Regions from separate parts of the Homo sapiens genome. Here region 2 is linked to region 1. Evidence: read pairs that join two places in POLR2A ChIA-PET (ENCODE). Cell type or tissue: PC-3. All regions are shown on one strand. Links, peaks and the distances in the headings refer to the core of each region. The heading gives the core; the rest is flanking DNA. Region 1 overlaps LOC107984530 (a long non-coding RNA gene). Region 2 overlaps ZFC3H1 (zinc finger C3H1-type containing).

Region 1 (2,926 bases), core at 227-2,726:
GCAGAAAAGCCCTGAGGCAGGAAAGAGCTTGGCATGTTAAAGTAAGGGAAAAGTGGCTCTTTTATCTGGACCCTAGTGAGCCATAGTGAGAGTGAGACAAGGAGGTGGGAGCATCAGGCAGAAAGAGACTAGACCGATGAGCTTTGCCTTGTCAGAATTTAGGACTCTATCTTACGGCAATGGGAAATCACTGACAGCTTTTACAAATCTCCTTGAATCTGAGATGTAGCCACATTCTGAAGTCCTCATTCTCTTTAAGATCTTCATTCTGCAAAGCCAAAAAATCTGTCTGGGGAAATTCAGCAATGACTAATACGCGAGTAGATCAACAGGCAAACACTGATTTTTTTTTTTTTTTTTTGGCACAGGTATTAAAGCAGTTGTTCTCAATGTTGGCCTCAAAGTGGAATCACCTGGGGAGTTTTGAAAGCTCCTACTTCCTTGAAACCCTAATTTTAGAGACTTGATCTAACTTGTCTGAGATAAGGTAGGAGGATTTCTAAATGCTTCTCAGTGATTCATATGTGGAGCCAAGGTTGAGAACCATTAGCAGGGAAGCTAGAATGCTCACAGTTTTAATAATTTGTATTCTACCATGTATGCATTCATTTTCTGAAACAAGTTTTAACAATAGTCAATATGTTGGCCAGGAACTATACTTAGTGCTTCAAAAAGGTAGACTTTTTAAATTGTCGTGACAACCCCTCAAGAATTTTCTTACATACAATTAAATTTTTTTAATCTTATTTTCCCCCATTGGATAGATAAGGAAACTGAGATATAGAATTTGAATAATTTGCCCAAGGCTTCATCGGTAATAAACAGAAGAGCTGGCATTTGAACTCAGGAAGTATGGCTCCTAAGTCCTCTTTTGCATCTACTGTTCCCAAACCTCTATTTATGGAGTCAAAATGAAGATGACAACCTGCCTGCTTTCTACATTGCCAGCACAAAGAAAGAGAACTGCTTCTTGTAATTCACGTCCTCCAAAAACCAGACCCAAGCCCAACGGGAAAAAGTCATAAAATAATAATCTCCACCAAAAGGGAAGAAATTTTATATTTATATATTTTTAAACCACATAATGAAATTCAAGTGCTATAAAGAAAAATTACTAGAAATATAAAAAATATTAATCCTCAATTAAATATATTGGTAGGTAAATTGAAAAAGAAGTAGGTCACTGTAGTGGCCTAGAAGGTAAAGTAGAAGAACTCTCCCAAGGCATACAACAAAAAAAAGTGATAGGGAAATTAGGAGGGAAAAGATAAGCAACTGGAGGAAAAAGTCAAGAGGTCTAATACATAAAATATAGGCATTCTAGATACACAAAAGAAACATTGCAGGAGGGCTAAATACCTAATTTTATAAATTAAAAGAGCTCCCAGAAATCCAAGATAGACTAAATTGATGAAAAATGATATATATAAAATCAGGTAAAATTCCTGAACTTTGAAAAGCAAATATTATTTGCTACCATTTAGAAAGAAAAAGTTGTCAAAAAAGAAAAAGAATCAGACTTGCATTGTACTTTGTTGGAAACTTGAAAGCAGTGGAATATCATCTTTAGAGAAAAGGCAAGATTCTCTACCTAGCTATGCTATGTGAAGTATATCCTAAGCCCCCTGACTGACTGAATGGACCCCTCTTGGCCAAGGAGAACCCAGAAAAACTAGAAGTTAAATTTCTAGGCCATGACAAGACAGGAAGTCAGTCACACCTCAGTATACCCCTTTGTTCATTAACTGTTACCAGATCTTTTCTTTCTTTCTTTCTTTTTCTTTCTTTTTTTTTTTTTTTTTTTTTTTTTGAGATGGAGTCTCGCTTTGTTGCTGTGCTGGAGTACAGTGGCATGATCTCAGCTCACTGCAACCTCCGCCTCCCGGGTTCAAGTGATTCTCCTGCCTCAGCCTCCCAAGTAGCTGGGTAGCTGGGACTACAGGCGTGCGCCACCATGCCCAGCTAATTTTTTTTTTTTTTTAATTTAGTAAAGATGGGGTTTCACCATGTTGGCCAGGATGGTCTTGATCTCTTGACCTCATGATCCACCCATCTTGGCCTCCCAAAGTGCTGGGATTACAGGCGTAAGCCACCACGCCCAGCCCTGGATCTTTTCTTAAGAGTTAAACAGAAAGCAGCCTTGGCAAACAAAGAATGGAAAACCCTTCCACTGACTTCAGCTGCAACCACCACCTGACACTATGGCCAGACTCCCCTCCCTTTTGCAGTTGAGACATGGCAGCTTACCAGTTTCACAAAGTGTTCCTTCCTGATAAATAACCACTGACCATGGGCTGTTTCTGGCCGGTTTACAGCGGCTATCCACACAGCACCTCTGTGTCCTAAGTTTCACATTTTGATGTATAGAGCCTAATTTTAGTGCATTTTAACATTAAGTCTCCACCCCAAAGTGAACATGAAACATATGTAACATGTATGTTTGCTTACCATGCATGACCACAACCCCCCTTCATGGATATTTATAGTTTCTCCTTTAGCCTGTTAAATATGTGTTTAGCCAACCCATTTAGCATAGAACTCCTGTCCCACCCTACCTCCCTCAAAGTGTCTGCTTTTGGTCTTAGCTGGAGGCTCTGCTTCCCAGCCTACAGGTTGCAGCCTTACTCAAGAAATAAAGTTCTCCTTTCTGGATTTATAGATCTCATGTTTTTTAGGTTGACAGATATAATTAATCTGTCAAAGGAAAAAAAGGTCTTTGAGAATGTGCAATAATTCAGAGGGTCACTCACATGACTCATCTGAGAAAGATATTAAAGAAAAGACAACAATTTATTTTGAGATGTACAAGCACTTCAAAATAGTGAGAAGAGAGAAAAAACAGAATGAGCAAAAATACACCCTGCCATCTATGTGCATAGTTATATGTAAATGAATAAGAATATACTGGATGTATTAGTCTGTTCTC
Region 2 (2,926 bases), core at 94-2,593, 94 kb before region 1:
CACATCTATAGTCCCAGCACTTCAGGAGGCCCAGGCAGGAGGATTGCATGAGCCCAAGAGTTCAAGACCAACCTGGGCAACAGAGCAAAAACCCATCTCTACAAAAAATCTAAAAACTATCCAGGCATGGTAGCACGCATGTGTGGCCCCAGCTTTTCAGGAGGCTGAGTCCAGGAGGACTTGGGTCCAGGAGGTAGAGGCTGCAGTGAGTCACGACTGCACTACTGCACTCCAGCCTGGGTGACATAGAGAGACCCTGCCTCAAAAACTGACAGCCAAAAAAACCATCTCATTCTCTTGGAGAAAGAGGAAGAGGCCATTTTTTCTCAATCAAATGTTTTTAGCTTGGCAATTTTAGATATTAGTGTGAATTACAGATTGGGATTATTTCTATAAGCAATGGAAACAAATAATAAAAAGACAAAAATGTTTCCTGGCAGTCATTATAATTTTATAGAGGCAATTTAAGATAAATTTAAAAGAAACAATTTTTTCAGGTGTTTTGCAAAAGCTACACTTAACTTTGCCCAAACTAAAACTGTGTAAAAATAGGTAAGTGTGAAATTTTTAACAATTTTACATTTTTTCTTTACCAATAAAGTTAACAACAACAAAAAAATCACCTCTTCACTAAATATTTTCTTCTTGCTTAGTCTAAATTCTGATCCAGAAGTGGCTTTGTGGTTACTAGAAACTGAAAGTAAGGTTATTATGTCTATATTCAGATAAAGCATATGCTCTATTAAGCTACTTATCAATTTTTAAGATGATCCAAATAATTATACACACACACACACACACACACACACACGTACGTTATCTTTTCTACTCACAGTCCAAAAGCTTTGATAATCTGGAGCATATTCAACAGCTGTTTCACACATTTCCTGCACCTCGTCCTTGGTTCCTCTTTTTGAGAACAATCTGAGGTAATGGCACCAAATTTCTGGATTGTCTTTGTTATTTTCCAATGCTCGCGCCAGAACATTTAAAGCAGAATCCAAGGATTCTGAGCACTCCCTGTATATATAAAAGAAAAGGTGGAAGTGCTTTTTAGAACCTGCTTGAAAATTTAAATAGGGCTAATCCAATGAGTCAATTTTAAAATTCCATTTTCTACTAGAATTTACCAAGAAGTCAGGATCACTTATGAAAAGGGGTACTAGATTTCAGATTTTAAATCACATGCCTAAAAGTTTCTGATTTTCCACAGACCCAACAATTTTTTTAAGTGAATGTTCAGTAAGCATTTACCACAGATAAAAGTACAGTGTTATAAAACCACTAAGATTATCAACTTCAAATGTGCTTTATGTCCATATTCAGCAATACCTTTTATGATTTACACCATTTGGGAATGCGAAAAGTTAAACAACTCTCTCTCAAGGCCAGCTACTGCAAGTACAAAATATCAAAGCTTTCAGTATAATAGTTCTTTTCAACGGTCAAGGGCTTGCTATCTCTTGGAGAAGATAATTCTTTCTCATGATCCTATTCATAAAATAATGTATGGTTCTTTTGGCCTTCACTCAGTAAATGAGTCAGAAAAGAAAACACTGTAACTTATCCCATTAACATGGAAATGACACACAGGAAAGTTAAATAAGCAACACATCCAGGCATGTGTGGGTTTATTAGCACTCTGCAGCACTGCCTTATTTAAAAGCTTTAAGATAGTCAAATATTTCAAAGAAACGTGTAAAAAAAAAAAACCCTTGAATTATTGTAACTATAAAGTTATAATTATGAAAAGATTATTCTTGGCTTATTTCTACTACCAAGAAGTTAGAAGATGCCATTTGCAATACAAACTATTGGTTGTATAAGTTATTACCATTTACCTTATTTAAATACATATAATTTAATATGACAGAGACAGAAAGAAAATTCACCATAATTTGGAAGTTCTCAGATAAGCTTTAAATATCCATTACAAATTAACAAAATTTAACCTGTTCCACCATTATTTTATCATAATTTTATTAACAAACTATGACTACTATGATTTTTTTAAAAAACAATCAACCATTCCACTAGTCAGAATTTACTGTTTTAACTAATCCTACTTTGAAATAAGAGCCTACTGGAGTAAAAAACTTTAGTATAATTTATTACCCATACACTGAGCCATGCACACAAACTCAAGATCTAATCTTAAACTTGTCTAATAGCTTTTAAACAATAAAATGCTTTTGGCTTTGTCAAAAAACAAAGACTCCATTGATACTAGGAAAGAAACCTGACTGATTACCATAGGTAAAAAAACCTCAAACATAAAAATATAAATGTGCAACTGTTTACACAAAGATTTGAAGTTGACCTACCCCTCATTTTGATTCAAGTACTTGTACGCAAGCTTGAGCCAAAGTTGTACATGAGAAGGATTTTCAAGCACACTTGCTTCTAAATTAGCGATGTCATCAGTCTCATTTGTAAAGTATCTGACATCATCTGGAGTGACAACTGTATCCAGAGCTGGAACATTTATTTGGTTCTCTGGCTGGAAAGCTATTTAAAAAAAAAGTATTATTAGCTTCACATTTTCTTTAGTCCACAGATGCAAGAAAAAGAAAACAATTGGTCTCATCTTTAAAGTAACTTAAAAACCTAAAGATTCTAATGACATGTACTAGCTCACAGCTTTAAGGTAGAGCTATGACATAATTTATCACCCAAACCAGGACCCTTCTGAGTGGAAAGAGGTGCTACTAAAAATTACACCAGAACAAAAGGAGTAATTAGAACTCTGCTATTTTAAGGCTAAGTGACATTACCTTTTCAGTCCACTTAACAGTAACTATGATTCAACTGCTTTTTCATTATTATCAAATGAATTCACATTTGTTAAACTGCAAATTATAATTAAGAAATTAAAAGTCATAATTTATAAAGATTATTCTACTATATCTAAACTAGAAAAACAGTG

What was found. ChIA-PET counts read pairs that join two places held together with the same protein. Peaks named below come from ENCODE experiments on the same cell type or tissue, not always from the same donor. Only the 100,000 strongest peaks of a DNase experiment are listed, where the experiment ranks them.
Region 2: POLR2A ChIA-PET joins it to region 1 with 7 read pairs; 4 of 35 experiments call an interaction of 5 or more read pairs at or near these places.

The regions. Positions count from the first base shown.
Region 1 is chr12:71,719,755-71,722,680 of GRCh38, forward strand. It overlaps LOC107984530 (a long non-coding RNA gene), which reads left to right. Exons shown (of 3, transcript XR_001749202.1): 2 at 369-487. Among named protein-coding and RNA genes, the nearest start is that of RAB21, 34 kb to the right of the region's middle. In PC-3, for the core only: no CTCF peak of the experiment used is centred there; no DNase peak of the experiment used is centred there; H3K27ac peaks cover 271 bases.
Region 2 is chr12:71,625,427-71,628,352 of GRCh38, forward strand. It overlaps ZFC3H1 (zinc finger C3H1-type containing), which reads right to left. Exons shown (of 35, transcript NM_144982.5): 21 at 2,325-2,508; 22 at 834-1,020. Among named protein-coding and RNA genes, the nearest start is that of ZFC3H1, 37 kb to the right of the region's middle. In PC-3, for the core only: no CTCF peak of the experiment used is centred there; no DNase peak of the experiment used is centred there; H3K27ac peaks cover 2,003 bases.